Regions from separate parts of the Homo sapiens genome. Here region 2 is linked to region 1. A link is a contact called in ENCODE Hi-C or POLR2A ChIA-PET data. All regions are on one chromosome and are shown on one strand. Each heading gives the region's core, a stretch centred on a gene start or an enhancer-like site at or near the end of the contact. The rest is flanking DNA. Distances are from core to core; before and after follow the strand shown.

Region 1 (5,225 bases), core at 1,693-4,192:
CCATGTCTACGAGATTCATCTATGCTCTTCCTATATGTCAGTAATTTATTCCCTTTCATTGCTGAGTAGTATTCCATAATCCCATTGTTGTATTTTTTTGTCAGTTCTGTTTCTGGACACCTGGGCTGTTTCCAGTTTTTTGCTATTAAGAAAAAGCTAATCTGAACATTTGCATACAAGTTTTTGTGCAGACATATTGTAATAGTAGCATGTTGTAGCTGGCTCACCAGAGCGGATTTTGTGCATCTCTTTTAAATCTGGTTCAGCGACTGTCATATTGGTAGCCTGAAATAAGCCATGGGGACAGTACAAATTAGAGCTGTTTTCTTCCTGGAGCGTTGGTTGTCAAACATTTACCAGCACACCATTGGACATGTGTTTTCATTTCTCTAGAGTAAATACCTAGGAGTGAGATTGCTGGATTGATTGCATGGCAGGTCTATGTTTAATTTTATATGAAACTGCCAAACTGTTTCTAAAGTGCTTGTGCCACTTTACACTCCCAATAGCAATGTATGAAAGTTCCAATTGCTCTACATTATCATCAATACATAGTATTGTCAGTCTTTTTAATTTTATCCATTGGAGTTGGGCATGGTGGCTCATGCCTGTAATCCTAGAGTGTTGGGAGAACGAGGCCAGGAGCTCGACACCAGCCTGGGCAACATAGTGAGATCCTGTCTCTAAAAAAAAAAAAAAAATTTTTTTAGCCATTAAATGGTGAAGATCCGAATAGAAAAGTGGAGTTGGGGCCAGGTGTGGTGGCTCAAGCCTGTAATCCCAGCACTTTGGGAGGCCGAGGTGGGCAGATCACTTGAGGTCAGGAGTTTCAGAGCAGCCTGGCCAACATAGTGAAATCCCGTCTCTACTAAAAATATAAAAATTAGCCAGGCATGGTCGTGGGCGCCTGTAGTCCCAGCTACTCAGGAGGCTGAGGCAGGAGAATCACTTGAACCCAGGAGGCGGAGGTTGCAGTGAGCCAAGATCTTGCCACTGTACTCCAGCCTGGGTGACAGAGCAAGGCTCTGTCTCAAAAAAAAAAAAAAAAAAAAAAAAGAAAGAAAAGAAAAGAAAAGAAAAGGGGAGTTGGGAAATGGAAATTATATGGGAGGCCAGTAGGCAGAACTTCTGTCTTCCTTCTTATAGACAGAGAAAGCCATGTGATAAATACAGATTGAAATATGTTGAGGCCCCCCCTCACCTATGACCTTCCTCTGATCTTTCCCATTACATTGCCAAAGGATGCTAAATCTCCAAACAGGAGAATGCAGTCACTTGAAACACAACAGGCCATTCATGGTGTTGGGGAAATAATTAAAAAGAGAATCTCGTGCCAACCCAATGAATCCTCTCCACAAAGTAGACAAGAATGAAAAGTTTTTTTTTGTTTTTTGTTTTATTGAGACAGGGTCACTCTGTCACCCAGGCTGGAGTGCAAGTGGCAAGTGGCGTGATCTCAGCTCACTGCAATCTCTGTCTCCTGGGTTCAAGTGATTCTCCTGCCTCAGCATTCTAGGTAGCTGGGATTACAGGCGCGCGCCACCGCGCCCAGCTGACTTTTTTTTTTTGCATTTTTAGTAAAGACGGGGTTTTGCCATGTTGGCCAGGCTGGTCTCGAACTCCTGGCCTCAAGTGATCCGCCCGCCTTGGCCTCCCAAAGTGCTGGGATTACAGGCATCAGTCACCGCACCCGGCAGGAATGGAAAGTTTTATAACTGAATAAGCATTACACCAGACTGTGATGCACATCACAAACAATCTGCTAAAGAGGTTTCAAAGACAGAAAGAAATCTCATCCGTTTATGTAGCAGGCAGATACAGCCCATTACAAACATATTCTCAAACAATAACTTGTGCTCAAGAAACTTGACGGCACCATTTGGTACACATACTTCATCCCAAATTCACCTGGTAATTAGGGTGGCTATCTGTGTTAGTTAATTGCCTTTATCCAAAGGAAAACGAAAACTCATATCTCTATGACAAGCAGGTAATAACTTGAAGCCAGGCACGCAGATCAAATTCCCACGAAGACAGGGAAAGACAGGGGTGCTATTTTCATTGATGTTTACATTTCAAAGAGATGGCTACAAGGCTCTTAAGAAAAACATTCCGGGGATGTAAAACTGGCAAGAGATTTAGCTTTTAAAAGGACTTACATACATCTCAAAGGGACAGAGAAAATTTTACAGTTACAAGTTTTCTAAAGGAAATGCTCTAAGAGAGACGTCTTTCTCTTTTGACACCAGGGAAAATTCGATCTTTAAAAATTTGTGTTTACCCCACAATACCTCCACACATTGACTGGCATCGTGCTCCCTTCCAGGTCCGCACTTCCCTCTTCACCTGGCCACCTGTGACTAGTTTTTCATAGTCCTAATCAACCCCATTCCTAAAGGAAGCCTCCCAGACAGCAGGCCGCCCCTCCTAGGCCCAGTCCCCCAGCCCCCGCCACACCAGAGACCCGCTGTCCTCAAAGGCTATGAACTACAGTCTCCTAGAGCTGGTGAACATCGCCGATCATTGGTTCTGATTCCAACCCATTTCAAAGATGGTAAAAACTGAGACACGGGAAAATCATAAAAGGGTGCTTAGGGCACTGGCCCAAAAAGGGTACTTAAGGATTTCTCCGCCCAGATGCCAAAGCCCTAAGGTCAGCCCCAAATGACCTGTGTTCTGCTTTATACGTCTATGCCACTGTTGGGGTTAAAGCCCTAGGCACGCAGGTCTTGCCTCAACTGCGCCTGCGCGAGTCAGGACGAGCGCTTGCCCCAGATCTTGACGTTTCAGGCGGCCCCTCCTAATCCGGAACACGACTCACATTCCGTTGGTCTTGCCTTGACAGACGTGACCCTGACCCAATAAGGGTGGAAGGCTGAGTCCCGCAGAGCCAATAACGAGAGTCCGAGAGGCGACGGAGGCGGACTCTGTGAGGAAACAAGAAGAGAGGCCCAAGATGGAGACGGCGGCGGCTGTAGCGGCGTGACAGGTGAGGGCGGGCCCGGGAGGGCTCGGTTTCTGGAGCGGCTGCCGGGCACGGGCAGGGAGCCCGGACCGAAAGCTCAGCTCCAGGATGGCTGCGCCTGGGCCCCGGCGTTCCCTGCCCGGAACCGGAGGAGTGGTTTGACCCGGGGCGAGACCATCGTCGACAGCGGGGGTGGGGTGGGTAACAGGAATAGGCGGGCAAGGCTGCGGGTGATGGTTTCGCCCGCTGCTAGTGGTGGTGCGCCTGCGCAGAGCCGGAAGCCCTTTGGTAGGCGGGACCCGACCGAGTGGTGCCGGGATTCCGTCTTAACCCCCGCTAAGGTGTCCAATGACCTTTCCTTACCAACTGCGGGGAGTGTGTGGAAACGCGGTTCACTCCCCGGTTTCCTTATTCTGGATCAGTGTCTGACCGCCCCCGCCGGGAGAATGTCAGGATTCTCGCCTCTGTAACCGCCTTCCATGATCCCTCATTCAGTTTAGACCAGTAATATGCCTGTGACCCCTCACAGGTTGTCAAGGAGAATTTTGGAGCTCCCTCTTTACCTCCATTTTTCTCCCCGCAACACCATACCTTCCTTCTCCTTTTGCTATGACAATGTCTGGTGGTCCACCATTACCTCCCCAGTTCGGCTCAATGTCTGGTCATTTCCATTTCCACCCTTCTCCCCATTACAGTCCCTAGTGACGCCTGTTACATCTCCCTTCCGCATAGTATGTAGTGACCCCCCCCCCCCATGAATTCCTCATCATAGAGGCTTGGGACTTCCATTAGCCACCTAACAACGGTGTCTGTGGTCCTAACATCAACATTACACCCCAGGGCTTAGGGATGTCCACAGTGCCCTTTAAGGACATGTTTGGTGCAACCTCCATCTTCCCCAAACTAAGGGCAGTATCTGATAATCCTCTCTTTCCCATCACCGTGCCTGCGACTCCTCCCTCACCACAGTAACTGGCATTTCCCCCGTTCTCTGTTAAAAAACCAGGACACTTTGGGAGGCTGAGGCGGGTGGATCATCTGAGGTCAGGAGTTCGAGACCAGCCTGGCCAACATGGTGAAACCCCGTCTCTACTAAAAATACAAAAAATTAGCCGGGCGTGGTGGCACACGCCTGTAGTTCCAGCTACTCAGGAGGCTGAGGCGGGAGAATGGCTTCAACTTGGGAGGTGGAGGTTGCAGTGAGCTGAGACCATGCCATTGCACTCCAGCCTGGGCAACAAGAGCGAAACTCTGTCAGAAAAAAAAAAAAACAGAAAAAAAAAAAAAAAAAACCCAGGACATTCTGTTCGTGCTTCTTATGTACCTGACGGCTCAGTGCAGTGTGTACTGACTTCCCCATTGGTCCCCAGCACAGAGTCTTGTGTGCTCCTCTACCCTCCAAGACAGTATGCTCTGTCCCCCTTCCCTGTTCTCTCCCCCGCAACCCTGTGCAGTGAAGCTGAGACCTTGGCACTCAAGAGTGAGACAAGCAACAGGAGGGCCTGAGCAGAGAAGGAACTGGAAGGACTTCAGATGTGAGCAGGATCTCTTGGACTGTCGTGTGAAAATTAGGCTGCAGGGGGCGACAGGAGCCTGGACTTTGAATTTTATTTTGTCCCCTGCCACTTTGCTTCTAGACTATCATTATTGGACCTCTGAATTCTTGTCTGCCTTCTTGTAGGAGCCCCATGGCACCTGCCCAGCCCCACCTCAGCCCATCTTGACAAAATCTAAGGCTCCATGGAGCCACCACGGGGCCCCCCTGCCAATGGGGCCGAGCCATCCCGGGCAGTGGGCACCGTCAAAGTATACCTGCCCAACAAGCAACGCACGGTGGTGAGTCATGGAAGCGAAATGGCAGGGGCTGTGGATGGACCCAGTTGTAACTCTGGGATCAAAAGGGTGACAACGGTTGGGGGAGGCCTTTGCAGAAGGATGGGAACATCAGCTGCGCTTCTGTTGGGCATTGAGGACCCCTACATCTGCACATACACACAGGTGACTGTCCGGGATGGCATGAGTGTCTACGACTCTCTAGACAAGGCCCTGAAGGTGCGGGGTCTAAATCAGGACTGCTGTGTGGTCTACCGACTCATCAAGGGGTGAGTGTGGCAGCCCCACGCCCACCCACTGGGTGTCCCACCTCCCATCCCCTCCTCAGTCATTTGATTCCTTCTGTACTTTATCACAGAGTCTTCCATTAGTCTTCCCTTAGTCTTTAGTCCCCCCTTATCTGCAGGGTACATGTTCCAAGACCCCC
Region 2 (4,563 bases), core at 1,752-4,251, 910 kb after region 1:
AAAGTCACTTTGGGTTATCATCAGTTCTAAGGAGACATTTGATGAAAACAGCTCACTTCCCGGTAGCATCCAGGGGAGGGAGGGACACAGTGAAGCAGTTAACAGCAAAAGCTTTCTCAGCTCTGCCACTTATTAGCTGTGTGGCTAAACAAGCAAATTCCTAAACCTCACTGAGTCTCAGCTTCCTCAAGGGCCTAATAACGCCTAACTCATTGGGCTATCGAGACAATTGAATTAATTAACACAGGCAGAGCACTTAAGACAATGCTTTACACATAGTTATTGCTCAATACATATTTGTGGGAGGAATTAATGATTTCTTCTCTGCGAAAGCAAAGTCCCACTTGCTGGGCTGCATATGGGATTCCAATCTGTCCTTTCATGCAGGCTCCCCACGGAGTAACTCTTTCCAGTCACTTCCTTTCCTCAAAGCAGCCCCTGGGCAGCAAAGTCCTAGTCCCCTGCCCCTGGGCCACCCCCCTCGTTCCCTCACACTGCTAAGATGCCCCCACCGGGAAAGAGCTGGCCTGGCAGCTCCCCCTTCCTTGACCCCTCCAGGAGGCCAAGGGAAGGACACCTTTACACTCAGTGGGGTGCCGGGTGGGAGCTGCAGGCCGACACCCTACTTCGGGAAGAGCCTGGAGAGTTCAGAGCCTGGCTCCTGTCCCCCAAACCCCCGGTCCTGCTGGAGGAAGCAAGTTTCTTTGCTAAAAGTTAAACATCCTCTTCGTGAGCGACAAGAAAACAGGACGTGGGAAGCGTCCCACAGGGTGAACATGGGCCCCCAATGCCTGGCACCCCCTCCTCTCTTGTGGAGCGGAGGCCTGGTGGCTCGAACCCTTCCTTTCTCACACTCGCTCGCCTCTGCAGGGGAGTCATGTTCCCACAGTCCCACAATGCCCTTGAGTTCTGCTGACAAAGCTCTGGCTTCTTCCCTGGTTCTCAGAGTCTCTACGCCTCCACCCAGGGCTCCATAGAAATGCAGGACGCACCACTGGGGAAAAAATTAAGGAACGAAGCAACAAAAGGATGAATTCAACCAACATTTATTGAACACCAACTGTGCGCCACCCCTGTTCCAGGCACTGGGAGGCAGCAGTGAACATGACAGAACAGGAATCCCTGCCTGGTGAAGCTCGTGTGCTAAGGAATCAATCATTCTGTTTTTTTTTTTTTTCTTGAGACAGGGTCTCACTCTGTCGCCCAAGCTGGAGTGCAGTAGCACGATGTCGGCTCACTGCAACCTCCACCTCCCAGGTTCAAGTGATCCTCCCACCTTGGCCTCCTGAGTAGCTGGGACTAGAGGTGCGCATCACCACGCCCAGCTAATTTTTGTATTTTTAGTAGAGACGGGGTTGCACTATGTTGGCCAGGCTGGTCTCCAACTCCTGACCTCAAGTGATCCCCCCGCCTCGCCCTCCCAAAGTTCTGGGATTATAGGCGTGAGCCACTGCATCCAGCCCTTTTATTTTTTAAAGAGACATGGGTTCTCGCTATGTTGCCCAGACTAGATTCAAACCCCTGGGCTCCAGGGATCCTCCCACCTCAGCCTCTGGAGTAGCTGGGACTAAAGGCACATGCCGCCGCCCCTGGCTAATACTCATATGCATGTTGCCAGGATTAAAATGAATGAACAAAGGGAAGGACATGCTGGAGCCAACTTATACAGGTTGGGAGGAGCTGTTCAATTTTCAGAAATTTTGCAAACTGGTTGTTAAACAGCTGGTTTAACAACTGGTTTTGTTTGTTTGTTGAGACAGGGTCTCACTCTGTCACCCACAGTGGAGTGCAGTGGCAAGATCAAGGCTCACTGCAGCCTTGACCTCCCAGGCTCATGCAATCCTCCCACCTCAGCCTCCCAAGTAGCTGGAACTACTCGCACACACCACCACGCCCGGCTATTTTTATTATTTGTAGAGACGGGGATCTCACCATATTGCCCAGGCTGGTCTTGAAGTCCTGGACTCAAGCGATCCTTCCACCTCAGCCCCCTAAAGTTAAACAGCTATGGTTAAAAATGAAATGATATAAACTTACTCAAAACTGGTAACTTCCTAATTTTACCACATTCCACTATTCTCTATGCTCTTGAGGTCATTTACCCCCATTTTATCTGTATGGTAAAAATAATACATGATAGTGCACTACTGCATCTCTTTTAAACTCCCTGTTCAGTGACCACAGGTCGGTACCTTGAAATCTAACAAGAAGATTGTACCTAAGCCATGGAAATTGGTAAATGCTAGAAACCAGCCTCCCTTCCCCCCACCCCTCCCCGCCACCACCCCCGCCCCAGCCAGTGGTTAACCATTTACCAGCACACCACTGAGGGCATTTAGAGCCTAGCACATGGTAAACACTATGATAAACGTTTTCATTATTTTTCCGTTTGTCCACTGGGTCAGGATGTATAGTCTTTTTTTGTGTCTGGGATGGAATTTAAAATATTTGAAGATCACAGAATTACAAAAGCCCAGAGAGTGGCTAAGCTACACCTATTTAACCCTCCCAATAATGCTGTTAAGTCTATACTATTGATTATCCCCACTTTCCAGACAGGGAAACTGAAGTTCTGAGGCAGTAAAACTCAGGCAGCGCCATGCATTAGCTGTAGTGCGATCTGAAATTGCAGCCGAGCAGCCTCCGCGCGCTCGCGCACTTCAAGAACGCATTTTCCTTACTGTCACGTTTATGCCCCGAGTGGTAATTTCGCTTCCCGGCACGCGAAAAATGAATGGGCGCCATCTTGCGCGTGGCATCTTGGGAAATGTAGTTTACAGGCTCAATAACAAGCACGGTCCAAGAAGGGAGGGGCGGGGGAGCAAATCGATCTTGGCCTCGGAAGAAAAAGAACAAAGAATCGCTGGCAACTTGCGCGTCGCGTCGCTGCAGCCACGCAGTGCGTGGATTCAGCCGCTTTGGCCGTGCCCGTTGCATGCCGGGAAACGCAGTTCGCGAGCCCCGGATACGTCGACAATAGATGACGGGGCTCACGTTGTACGTTCACATCAGGTCCCGGCCCGCCGGAACCTGGGCGATCCACGATGCCGAGTTTGCCACGCTGCGACAGCCCATAGGCTTGCCCCCCCGGGCATTCGGGTGGACTACGAACACAAACTGAAGCCCTAGGACTTGTCGCCCGTTTGCGCTCTCGCCGAGGCACAGGCTGCTCGCGGACCACCCTGCTCCGAAAACTAAGGTGGGCCCTGGGGCGCGGAGGACAGGAATGCGGGCGGAGGCTATTGAGGCACGCCTGCACTGTCCCGCCTGCGGGGAAAGGAGGGAGGTCCGCCCTGGGCGCCGTAGCTGTGTATGGTTCGGGCGGCTGGCACCGGGTGGGTTCTAGACCCAAGGTTTGTCTGCAGAAGGGGACCAGTAGACGGGGTGGATTCGAGGTGGGGACATGGGACGCAGCGGTCGGAGCCGCCTGGAGGGGTACCCGGTGGTCCCGATGGAGCTATCATCTTTGAGGTATTGATGAGGAGGGACGGGGAGTGTGGTCAGAAGGCTGTTTTGGGAGGTTGGGTGGAGCGTGAGGGTGGGGTGTTACTGGGGAATCAATGGGGGCTAATAAGAATATTTTAGTCGAACTGTTGTTCATTGATTGATTAATGAGGGGATGGCAGAGTAAGCAACTAGAATATAACGAGTGATGGATGGGAAAATGATCCCCCAGGTATTGATGGAGGTATGATATTCAACGGGTTAATGGAAAGTGATGGGGCATCGTAATGGCAAGGATGATGGTGAGGTTGTGGGGGGAATAATAGATGGATGGAGGTCATGATCAAGGGGCCTTGGTGAAAGAAAAGATAATGAGAGGCTGATGGTGTTGTAGTCAGAGTCAGTAGTTGGGCTATGGTGGCATGACCGTCGAGGAATTAGGGGACAGAGTGAGTAAAGAGAGGGCAATAGTAAACTAGGGTTGGGGGGGTTAACTTCTGTTGATACATAGTAGGTGAATAGTAAACTGTTGGAGTGTGATCATCCAGTGATGGATCCATGGAGAGCAGGGTGGACAGTGAGGGGAGAATGGGGAACTGATGTGTGATCAGTTAACGTGTTTGTTAATGAAAGAGTTACAGGGCAGGAGGCTAGTGCTGTGATCTATGAAGGGTCTATTGGAGAAAACTGAGTTAATGGGGGCTGATAAATCAGTAATTGAATGCTTAATGGGGAGCTAATAGACCATGATTCTCCAGGCATTGTTAGAGGTTCATAAGGATGTAGTAATAAAGGGGCCTAATCATCTAAGGGATTAATGGCGAATGGGGTGAAACGAGAGAGATATAGGGAGTGGGAGGTACAATGAAGTAGTATTAGGATAAAGGTGGAAAACAAGGGATTAATGGGGGCTAATAGGACTATATGAATCTAGGGGCAATGGGGACAACTGGGGATACAGTCAGTGAGATTTTAATGGGCATGACATGAGCAGAGAAGGGTTGATAGTGGCAGTTGCAGGGTTTAATGTGTGGAGTGTGGGTGACAGTGATGGGAGGTGGACAGGTTCACAAGTGGGCCATCTATGGGATGAATGTTGGGTTTATGGGGTCTTTTGTG

Evidence for each region. Hi-C counts contacts between places; a loop is a spot of excess contacts on that map. ChIA-PET counts read pairs that join two places held with the same protein, here RNA polymerase II (POLR2A). Pooled maps may share reads with other maps.
Region 2: a loop to region 1 is called in a pooled map, with 6 times the contacts of the local background. The contact joins the promoter of FTSJ1 here to the promoter of ARAF in region 1. A Hi-C loop is called at or near these places in 1 of 37 single-sample maps with no recorded cell type and 6 of 50 pooled maps. POLR2A ChIA-PET finds 5 or more read pairs at or near these places in 1 of 52 experiments (activated CD8-positive, alpha-beta memory T cell).

The regions. Positions count from the first base shown.
Region 1 is chrX:47,558,263-47,563,487 of GRCh38, forward strand. ARAF (A-Raf proto-oncogene, serine/threonine kinase) reads left to right here and starts at 2,943. Exons shown (of 16, transcript NM_001654.5): 1 at 2,943-2,989; 2 at 4,647-4,801; 3 at 4,964-5,067. The coding sequence starts at 4,706. It overlaps LOC124905184 (a long non-coding RNA gene), which reads right to left and starts at 3,177. Exons shown (of 2, transcript XR_007068225.1): 1 at 2,822-3,177; 2 at 1-285. RefSeq lists a silencer at 3,010-3,309.
Region 2 is chrX:48,473,198-48,477,760 of GRCh38, forward strand. It overlaps FTSJ1 (FtsJ RNA 2'-O-methyltransferase 1), which reads left to right and starts at 3,002. Exons shown (of 13, transcript NM_012280.4): 1 at 3,002-3,199. It overlaps LOC124905185 (a long non-coding RNA gene), which reads right to left and starts at 3,146. Exons shown (of 2, transcript XR_007068226.1): 1 at 2,682-3,146; 2 at 1,031-1,991.